Linked DNA regions of Homo sapiens: region 2 is linked to region 1. The links are chromatin contacts, found by Hi-C or POLR2A ChIA-PET in ENCODE. All regions are on one chromosome and are shown on one strand. The core of a region is the stretch at or near the end of the contact, and the rest is flanking DNA. Distances in the headings are between cores, read along the strand shown.

The links. A loop is a pair of places that touch in the nucleus more often than their neighbours do. ChIA-PET counts read pairs that join two places held with the same protein, here RNA polymerase II (POLR2A). Pooled maps may share reads with other maps.
Region 2: POLR2A ChIA-PET joins it to region 1 with 14 read pairs in endothelial cell of umbilical vein. The contact joins two enhancer-like sites. A Hi-C loop is called at or near these places in 6 of 50 pooled maps. POLR2A ChIA-PET finds 5 or more read pairs at or near these places in 5 of 52 experiments (AG04450, GM12878, HCT116 and 2 more).

What each region holds. Positions count from the first base shown.
Region 1 is chr17:17,875,119-17,880,455 of GRCh38, forward strand. TOM1L2 (target of myb1 like 2 membrane trafficking protein) reads right to left here. Exons shown (of 15, transcript NM_001082968.2): 7 at 4,509-4,625. Among named protein-coding and RNA genes, the nearest start is that of SREBF1, 41 kb to the left of the region's middle. RefSeq lists enhancers at 621-1,820, 2,181-2,902. Within about 2 kb of position 2,498, at least 27 of the 41 ENCODE cell types and tissues checked have a DNase peak (open chromatin) inside an H3K27ac peak, as active enhancers do.
Region 2 is chr17:17,702,645-17,707,765 of GRCh38, forward strand. All of the region lies in intron 1 of RAI1 (retinoic acid induced 1), which reads left to right. LOC124903943 (a long non-coding RNA gene) reads right to left here. Exons shown (of 2, transcript XR_007065650.1): 2 at 1-5,121. Among named protein-coding and RNA genes, the nearest start is that of RAI1, 24 kb to the left of the region's middle. RefSeq lists a silencer at 3,531-3,825. Within about 2 kb of position 3,672, at least 2 of the 41 ENCODE cell types and tissues checked have a DNase peak (open chromatin) inside an H3K27ac peak, as active enhancers do.

The sequences.
Region 1 (5,337 bases), core at 1,248-3,747:
TGATGGCAGGTGCCTGTAATCCCAGCTACTCGGGAGGCTGAAGCAGGAGAATCACTTGAACCCAGGAGGCAGAGGTTCAGTAAGCCAAGATCATGGCATTGCACTCCAGCCTGGGTGACAAAGCGAGACTCCTTCTCAAAAAGAAAAAAAGAAAAAAAAAAAAAAAGGACAGAAGGTGAGAAGGTGAAAGGAGGGCCAGATGTTAAAGACTTTTGCTACCACAGTGCCAGCCGGCCACCTGCATGTCCTCTGTGGTGTCATCACAGCCAGACCCTCAGCAGGCTCACTTGGGAGACTTTCCTCTGCTTCCTCCACCTCCAAATCACTCAAAGTGTGATTCTCTTTGGGCCTAAGACACCCAAGAGCCTACTGCTTGCTCAGGTCACCCTTTCCACTGTGCAACAGCCAGGACAGGAATTTCCTAAACGCTGACGACTTCAGCTTTGGCCTTCTCCCATTTCTGGTCCTCAACAGAGGGAAGAACAGCTGGTCACTTGTACAAAAGCCCTCCAACTATTAGAACACCTTGGTAAATATCCTCTTTTTTCTATCTAATTAATCCCAATGCCTTTATCTTTTCTTCAAGGGACATTCTCATCTCTACCTCACGCAACAGTCTTTTAATCATCTTTATGGATTTCCTCTGAGCCCTCCACAAGTTTGAAGGAACACGGAATAAGGTCCTGAAGATCTGTTTTCTGTTGCTGCAAAGATGGGAGGGAGAAAAAAGTCTTTGTTGATGAGAAAGGGGAATAATGAAGCTAAACATGTAGAATAAACTAGATTTCTCTAGAGAAAATGGCCTTGGCCGTTCTGTCTTTGTTGAAATGAGACGCAAGAAGCAAGAGGAGATACACCATCTGCTACTTGGAGAAACGAGGAGGCCTCTGTTATTATCTTATGCTGATGAACGGCCACAGAAGAACATATATTTTTGGCATCATTGTATTAATTAAAAGTTATTCATTGAAGACAAAGCTCAAAAGGCTAAATTGGGAGAGACAGAGGACACTGGATGACATAATCGCAATCTTTAAAGATCCCAGAAAGCCAAACTCAGGCTTTCTGCAGGTAAGGGCATGCACTTTAGCAGGGACAGATGCAGTGTCTTGAATTTCGGGCCCAGACCTAAGGTTCCTTGAACAGGATGACAAAGATAGGCTTAACCACCAGATGAGAAGTGACGCAGCAGGGTTTTCAGCTGATGGAAGCTCTCCATTTTATGTCTGCTTCTTGTGAAGAACTGCCTATCCCTCCCTGTGGTGGGCTGCCAAATGCTGCCAAATGCCACATTTGTTCCATGTGGAGACTGTGCAGTGGGTGGGGCTTATGGCAATCTTCAAATATTTAAGGATCTACCCATGTGAAAGAGGAATTAGTCTTGTTCTAGTGTCTAAGAAGACAGACCAGGATCAAAGTTATAGGGAGCCACACCTTAGATCAATGTGTGAAAGGGCTTTCTAACAATAGTCACGAAAGCTAGGATTTGTGAGGCCTTGCCTAAGCCCAGCCCTGCGCCAGGCACTGCCAAGGTGCAAGTGATCACTCCAGTCTAGAGAGGAGAAGGGGGCCTGGAGACGGCTGGTGACTTACCTGGCATCGCCCAGCTCATCAGTGGGAGGGCAAGGATGGGGAGGCATTAATTCATAGGCCTGTGTAATTTGTATGCCTGCTGTGCTGCTGCCCGAAGTCTAACCAAGATGTCCATTTGAAAGCAAGAGGGCTGCTGTGAACAGCCTGTCACTGGGGACACGCAGAAAGACCCAACAGATAAGATGCTGTGGAAGAAATCTGAACACAGGTGTAGAACTGAACCAACTTCCTGGAAGGTCTCTCCCAACTCAGAGAGTGGAGGATTTGACGCATAGCTCAAGAGGAGGAGTTGCTGTGTTCACTCTGGGCACCCTTCCTTCCTTCTCCTCAGGCGCTCCAGCTACGCTGACAGCACAGGGTGCTAGAGTGGCCTCAGCCTCTCCTCAAATACAGCCACATACCCATGAGTCTGCAGGCAAACAGCTCACACTGCCAAGCTTCCCTGCTGCTCTTGCTTCACTATGGGAAGCTACACCCAAAAGTGCTTTGCGATGTGCAGGAGGCAACCGGGACATAACCTGCCCACAGTTATGATCATCCTAGGGCTGACACCACCAATTATCTCTCTTCCTATTCCCCCCACCTCCTACCCCAGGAATTTATACTTGAACTGGGAGCAGCTTCTGTTGGTGGGAACATCTGGGTTGTTTCCATGGCCTAGCCAGCACTCTCAGCTCTGTATTCTCTGCCCCGAGCACTCTGGCTGCCCTCCAGCTTGATGGAGGGTCCTGGGGACACATTCTGATTCCAGCACTTTCTAAGCAGACAGTGGTATTTCTCCACATGGAAGGTTGGCTGTTCAGTGTGGCTCTGACCCTTGGGAGACCCTGCCTGCTGGCTTTTGACTGCCAGGGGAAGAAGGGGTGGGAAGATGTCGGCAATGGCGGAGGCGTGCAGCCAACCAGCCAGGACGGCTGTGTCTGTTCACGGCTGTCCACAGTGCTGCCCAGCTCCTGAATCTGCTGTTGCTGGAAGGACAGCCTCCCACTGGCACCGAGAGTCATTCCTTTTCTATTTGATTTATAAGATAGCAGTGAGGGCTGGGAGGCTTGGAGTTGGAACAAAACAGAGGGAAGGAAAACGTCATGGGAAGCAACCTATTTTTGAAAGCTGTGAGCTGACGCCAGGAGATTAGGTTCTGTTTGTCTTGGCTGATGGGCTTGTTTAAAAAAAAAAAAAAATCCCAAACCCCCTCTCCCCCCAAAACACGAAGTATTCCTGCTGTCTGGGTCTGCTCTGGCTGTCTGGAAGCATCTTGGCTTTGTTCAACACACCCCCTGCTGCCAGGAGCACGGCTCTATCCAGAGCAAATCCCCCCTGTCAGCAGGAATTCCGACGCTGACACAGCACAAAGCTGCCTCAAGAGGCCTTCTCAGTTTCTGGACTGACCTCAGAATCCTGTGCATCTGGGTAACGCCTGGCCGAACCTTCCTGCAGGCTAGGAATGGAGGCCAATGACAATGCATTCAAGGGAAGCCAGGTCCCCTGGAGTGTGGCACATATTCAGCTGGATCTGCTGAGCTGAGGCAAGCCTGGGCTGATGCAGGTGTGTCAGGAGTGAGGTCTGGGAACTAGGGAGAGGCCACTCAGGACTCCTCACTGGGGCTGGGCCAAGGGTACTTTTCTCAGCTTCAAGAGCAGGCTGGTGTAGTTACATGGAGACAAGTTGTTTCCCGGTCTATTTCCTGCAAAAAGCTGCAAGCTCCAGGGACCACAGCTCATGCACCTCTGTGCCCCTAGGACTGTGTTTTGTGTCAGGCCTGGAACAGGTCTCCACCCACCCTCACCCCCATAAGAGCCGATGGCTTTGGAGTAGGAAGGGGGCACAATAAGCAGCAACTTGGGACCAGGACAGGGCCTTCACAGGCGGCAAGCATGTGCCAGCAGCAGGGTAGAAGGTGTAGCACTTGGGGACCAAGACTGACAACGGAGGGCCAGACACAAATGGCAGTATCAGCAGCAGCAGCAGGTGTATCATGAGAAACTCATGCCAGGTTGCTAAATCAGTCTGGCTCCTGACCTGTTCCCTCAAGCATCTTGCCTCCCATTGAAAAGTGTGTGGGGCCTTGCAGTTCACAGCATCCTTCTTCCACCCTCCAGAAGGTCACTGCTTCTAAGGGCAGTACCACTGACATTTTCTGCAAATGCCAGGGTCATCTGAGGCTGGGTGTGGTGGAGATCTGGGCACTGGCTCTGGACCTGGCTGCCCTGGGAAACAGGCCTGAGGTGGGGGCCTTGACCCTGGTTTCAGGGGTAGACTGCAGGCCGCCCACTCCTGGACCCCATTCTGCCATGCCCCCAGATCCATGGGCTGTCCAGAGGCGGGGAGGCCAGTTTGCAATGGCAAACCACAATATGCCTGGGAATCCTCAGTGTTAGGGAAAAGCATGGGAGCATCACACTTCATCTCAGTCTCAGGACACCTTGGGGGTGAGGTGCCACTACAAGGGCTCCTGTGCACAGTCAAGGTTGAACAGGCCCTCCTGCAAAATGTGATGTTGAGGGACCAAAATACAGAAATAGTACAAGCTCAACTACATTTAAAATAAACCTACAAAAAAGTCAGAAAGAAAATACATCAAAGCACCTACAGTGGTTATTTACAGATGCTTGGGTCAAAGAAAGTTATTTTCTTTTCTGTGCTTTCTTTTTCTTTCTGTGAGCATGTATTCTACAACTGGCATTTTATAATCAGGAAAAAAATGTTATTAAGGAAAATAAAAAAGACAGACAGTGGTACTGGCCTCTGCCTGTCCGTAGGCAACGTGAGGCTGCATGTGTGCTCACATGGACTATCAACAACAGGGCCACTGGACCTGTCCCGCCTTGCCGCTGTGTCCCCGGGTGGGATCCTCCAACAGTGTACGGTGGAAGAGCTGCCACCACAGGCCAAGTGCTTCTGAAAGATGACTCACCTGCAGCAACTCCAGATCAGATGAATCCTCCTGTCCAGGGACCATTTCTGTTAACATCTCAGACATGACTTTTGTGTTTCCTCGAACGACGTCCAGTTCACTCCGCAGCCTGGCAATCTGGTGGGGGCCACGAGGAAGGAAAGCAGGAAGGAAAGGTCAGTCAGCCTGCACTTGCAATATCAGAATCAGCTTGCTCCTAGTCTAGTGACAATCCTTCTCACTGGGAGATCTGGGTTGCCTTTCTGAGTGCACACTGCAGAGGCCACCTTCTCATCTCCCTCTGGCCTGCCTGTCAGCTCTGAGAGAGCTGAATGGGCCCTGCCACCAACAGTCTGTTGTGCCTCTCTGACTGTGACACGAAAGCAGTACCACGTAGTGAAGGGCTCCGTGTCAGGAGTGCACCAAGCTGGCTCTCCGTCTCGGCTCTCCCACCACGGGAACTTGAGTAGAAGCTGAACCTCTCAGGGCTTCCGTTCCTGCTCTTTAAAATCCAAGTGCAGGAGGGCAGGAGCTCTGAGATCCCTTCAGAGCTGAGATCCTATTCTACAAAGCTCTGAGTTATAGACTCTGCTCCTAGGAGTTTTACATCTAAACACTAGGATCCCTCTGAGAGGCTGGGCAGTGTCAATAGCACTTTTCTGCTGCGGCAAGAATGAGAGAACAGGGGAAGACGACAGGGGAGACACCTTCCCCACCCAGCTCCCTACATGGTAACACAGCCCCTTGAAAAATACCCAAGTTGCCCATCAGCGATCCCAAAGCCTGGACCTGGGCCAAGGCCCAAGGCTCCTCTCCAGCAACAGAGACATCATACACTTTCTCCCCTTGC
Region 2 (5,121 bases), core at 2,422-4,921, 170 kb before region 1:
ACTGGCATGCCTCGGGGTTCTGCCCTTGCTCTGGTCAAGGCAAGGAATGAGGCTCACAGGGGTTTAGCACCTCCCTGCCAGGCTATGTGAAACTCTTGGTATCCAGTAGTTTATCACCAGCCATGAGGTGGCTTCTCTTAATATCTCATTTTGCAGATGCAGACACTGAGGCCAGTCGGGGTGAGGAGTGAGCTCAAAGTCACTCATCTCCGAGGTGGCAAAATTAAGCCTCAAACCCAGGGCTGTGTGACTTCAAAGCCTGTGTTTGTAACTGCGGAGCTGTGCGGCATCAGTAATGCATCTGCTGCTGCTGCCAGACGTGAGGAGGTGGGGCCCTGCCTTTCAACTTCATCTCTCTGACAGTGGTTAGCACTGTACTTTACGTGTAGTAAGTGCTCAATAAATGCTTGTGGACTGGATGATTGGGGCAGTAAGCAGTGAGCAGGGCTCAGAAGCAGTGGAGAGGCTCCATCACTCTTCCTCCCAACCTGCACCTCCACCCCCAGGAGTTGGACAGCGGCTGTAAGGGGACTTGGAGACTCAAGGCTTCCAGGCAGGGAGTGGGCTCACAGGAGGCTAGGGAGGATCCAACTTCCTGTCCAGGTCAGGGTCAGGAGGACAGCCGCGCCCCCTACTGCCCCGCTGGGAGGCCAGGCTGACGTAGGAAGGCTGCACTGCAAGTCAGAATCATCAGCAAAACCTGGGGAATAGAGCGTGTGAGGGTTTCCATGCAGGGTGGGGACTGCTTTCTGATCAAGCCCCTAGGCCAAAAACCTTTGGAAGGGACTCTCTGAGGGCAGTGCATTCTTGTAGCGTCGGGAGCAGGAGTTCTCCCATAACCTTTTTGGGGTGGGGACCCACCTGTGGCTCTGGAAAGGTGTTGGCTCCGGCTCTGGGGCTCAGGGGGAGGGGGCCATTGGTGGGCAAAACAAGCATAGTGAAAACTGAGGCTCATAGAGGTTAAGGTCACAGAGCAGAGCTGGGTCTGTTTTCTTTTTGTTTCTGTTTTAGTTGCAACAGGGGCTTGCTCTGTTTGCCGAGGCTGGAGTGCAGTGGTATGATCATAAATCACTGTAGCCTCGATCTCCTGAGCTCAAACGATCCTTCCGCCTTGGCCTCCCAAAGTGCTAAGATTACAGGCATGAGCCTTCATGCCTAGCTGGGACTGTTTTCAAACTCCACCAACCCCTTTTCTTTTGTTCCATTCCACTCTGCCCAGAACCTTCGTCTGGCTTCCCAGAGGGCCCAAGTCCTTGTCTTCAGAGGTCCTGGCTGGGGAGCCTTAGAGCATGGTCTTCCCTCACTCCAGGCTTCTCGGGTCTCCCTATTGGGGACTGACCGTGGGAGCAGTGAGCCACTGTGCACCAGGGCAGCCCGGCTCCTCGGGGGGTGGCCCAAGCAGTCAGGGCGGCAGGCTTGATGGGCCAGGGCCTGGGGACTCTGCCATGGTGGACCATTGTGCCCTTGCCTGGCTTGCCAGGAAAGTGGAGTGCGTGTGCTCACCCTTGCTTCTGAGGGGCCTTCCTGAGGCAGAGGCTGTCCCTGGACACCCAGTGCTGTTGAGGCAGCTGGGGACACTCAGACCATGGTGGACAAAGACTTGAAGTCTCGTTTCAGCCCTGCACAAGGTGTGACCTTGGCTCCAGCACTGCTCCCTCTGGGCCTGTCTCTTTCTCAGCAGAATCTGGGACTGGCCACATCATCTCCAGGGGTTCTAGCATTGGACGCCTGAAAGTGGACAACATGGCAGTGTGAGGGGGCTCTTTGTGGTGGGGTGGTCAGAATGGCCCTCCATGTGGGGGGCTCTTTGTCTCCCCAGGGCAGTCCTTAACCACCAGCCAGCCTCCCCAGGCACCCGTGCCGGGCAGTGGGGTGTGTAAAGGCCTGGCACACACAGACAGGAGTTCCGATCTCAACTCCATCCTCATGAGCTCTGTGACCTTGGTGAGTCCCTTTTCTGTGTAGCCTTTAACTCTCATCTGGAACGCAGGATATGCATAGTCCTGACATCAGGACGTTACCATGAGTAGTAAGTGAAACTCCCACTTCAGGTCCTTCGCCTGGTGTCCAGGGCATGGGAGGAGCTAATACGTGGCCTCTGCTGCTTGTGTTGTTATTGGTGGTGGTGTTTGAGATGTCCTTAGAGATGTTGGCCAAAGTTTCCAGTTCCCCACCCTCCCAAGCCCGTGGGGAAATTGTGCTTCCTGGTGGTTTTTGGGTGGGGGGGCCGGGGGAGGGTCATGTGACCAGTTATGGCCCGTGAGGTGTGAGCAGAAGTGACATGTCCCTTCTAGGCCAGAGCCTTTCATGGCCATGAGGATCCACAGAACTCACTTTCCTCTGGTAGACCAAAGTCAAGGTGGCAACTGCTCAGTGAGAGGGAGCCTCCCTGCTACCCCAGTGGATGGTAGTGTGAAGGATAAACCAACTTTTGTTGTTGTGAGCCCTTGAGATTTGAGAGTTTTGTTACAGCAACATGGCTAGCACATCCTGACTGATTCTTCATCATCATCATCATCATCACTCAAGCCTGTCCCCCGGCCAGGGGTCCATCCAGGAGAACAACAGCCATGGAGGAGACCCGTCAAAAAATAGAACTTTATTACCAATCTGTTTCTATAATTGTTTGACTCATTTTCTCACTCATTTGTTTGCTTTATCACCAATTTCTTTACATCATTTATTCCTTCAAAAACATTTCTTGGCTGGGTGCAGTGGGTCACGCCTGTAATCCGAGCACTCTGGGAGCCCAAGGCAGGCAGATCACCTGAGGTCAGGAGTTTGAGACCAGCCTGGCCATCATATAGTGAAACCCCATCTCTACTAAAAAATACAAAAATTCGGTGAGCTGAGATCGTGCCATTGCACTCCAGCCTGGGCAACAAGAACGAAACTCCGTCTCAAAAAACAAAAACAAAAACAAAAACAAAAACGAGCCAGGTGTGGTAGCACACACTTGCAGTCCCAGCTACTTGCAAGGCTGAGGCAGGAGAATCGCTTATACCCAGCGGGCAGAGGTTGCAGTGAGCTGAGATCGCACCACTCTACTCTGGCCTGGGCGACAGTGCAAGACTCCCTCTCTCAAAAAACAAACAAAAAGGCTGGGCACGGTGGCTCACGCCTGTAATCCCAGCACTTTGAGAGGCCGAGGTGGGCAGATCACGAGGTCAAGAGATGGAGACCATCCTGGCCAACATGGTGAAACCCCCTCTCTACTAAAAATACAAAAATTAGCTGGGCATGGTGGCGCGTGCCTGTAGTCCCAGCTACTCGGGAGGCTGAGGCAGGAGAATCTCCTGAATCCGGGAGGCAGAAGTTGCAGTGAGTTGAGATCGCACCACTGCACTCCAGCCTGGCAACAGAGCGAGACTCTGTCTCAAAAAAAAAAAAAAAAAAAAAAAAAGGCAACAAAAACCAAACGCCACTTGACCACCTGTTTCATAGGCCCTGAGGTAGCGCACAGGCCAGCAGGGAGCTATGGATCATTCTGCAGAGCCACGGTGCTTGCCCAGAGGTCAGCAGCCCTATGGGATGCTTGGGGTGGGGCGTCAGATTTGCAGAGCTGGGGCGAGGGAAGGAATGGCACTTGGGGGAGTGGGTCTGCTGGAGAAAGGCCTACAGGTAACAGGAAGCACTAGGCAGTTGGGTCCGGCCAGCAGGGATGGGACCGTGTAGTGGCCAAGCTGGAGGGGGACTTTGGTCCCTGGGTCATGGGGTGTGCAGTGCTCTGCACTGAATGATGAGAGGGCATGCATAGGTGAAACAAGAGGCCAGCTGCTGAAGGGAGGAAGACCAGGTAGGCAGCTGGGCCAAGGATCCAGGTGGACAAGGGCTGGCATGGGTCTGAAGAGGAAGAGCAGGGCCAGGGAAAGCCCAGGGCTGGATGGCCAGTGGTTGTGAGCTGCACCAGCAGCCAGAGGGAGCCGGGGACTGGATGGGGGTGGCCCTGTGCAGTGACGGGGAAAGTTTGAGGGATCAGAGTAGAGTTGGGGCACCCGAGCGGCATCCAGGGGAGATGTCCAGGATGTAGGGTGGTGAATGGACAGGACATTGAAGTGAGAATCACCCCTCCTGCCCATAGACAAACCATTGGTTTGAGGGTGGGGCCTGCCCTGGGAGCCGGGAAGCACACATTTCTTCTCTGTGTGGGCTCAGGGGAAAAAAAGAATTGAAACTCCCACAGGGGAAAAGTTTTTAAAGATTCCACCATTGGAATGCTGGTCTTGTGTAACAGGAATGTTTTAATCCATGCATTTGAAACACAGTTATTGAGATCCTACTGTGAGCTGGGCTCTGCCCTAGGTGCCCATGGGTGAGCAGACAGACAGCGATCTCTGCCCTGGTGAGCTCCTTCCTGTCTTAGTGGGAGACAGGCAGCTAATGACGAGCAATCTGGGGCATGCTCCTTAGTCCTAAGCTACTCAGGAGGCTGAGGCAGGCAGATCGCTTGAGTTCAGGAGTTCGAGGCCAGCCTGGGCTACATAGCAGAACCCCGCCTCTACAAAAAATACATAAATTAGCTGGGCATGGTGGTGTGTACCTGTATTCTCAGCTACTCAGGAGGCTGAGGTGGGAAGATCGCTTGAGCCCCGGAGTTTGAATCCAGCCTGGGTAACATAGCAAGACCTTGTCTCTGAAAATAACTAAATACTTTTAAAAAGAAGATAGATGTAGTGAGAAAAAAAAGTAGGTGGGGAAGGGGCTCAGGGATGGGGGAGATGCGTGCAGTTTTAAATTGGAGTGCCAGGAAAGGCCTCCCTGAGAAGGTGACAGGTGAGCAAAGACTCGAGGGAGGTCAGTGAACCTTGCAATGTCAAAGGGAAGGGCATTGCAGGCAGAGGGAATAGCAGTGCAAAGGTCCTGAGGCAGGAACGTGTTTCCATGTTGCAAGAACAGCAGGGGAGCCACTGTGGCTGGAGGGGACTGAGAGAGGGGAGAGGGTTCCTGGAAGACTGTTTGTTTATTTGAGACAGGGTCTCACTCTGTCACCCAGGTTGGAGTGCAGTGGCATGATCTCAGCTCACTGCAACCTCCACCTCCCAGGCTCTAGTGGTCCTCCCACCTCAGCCTCCTGAGTAGCTGGGACCACAGATGCGTGCCACCATGCCCTACTAATTTTTT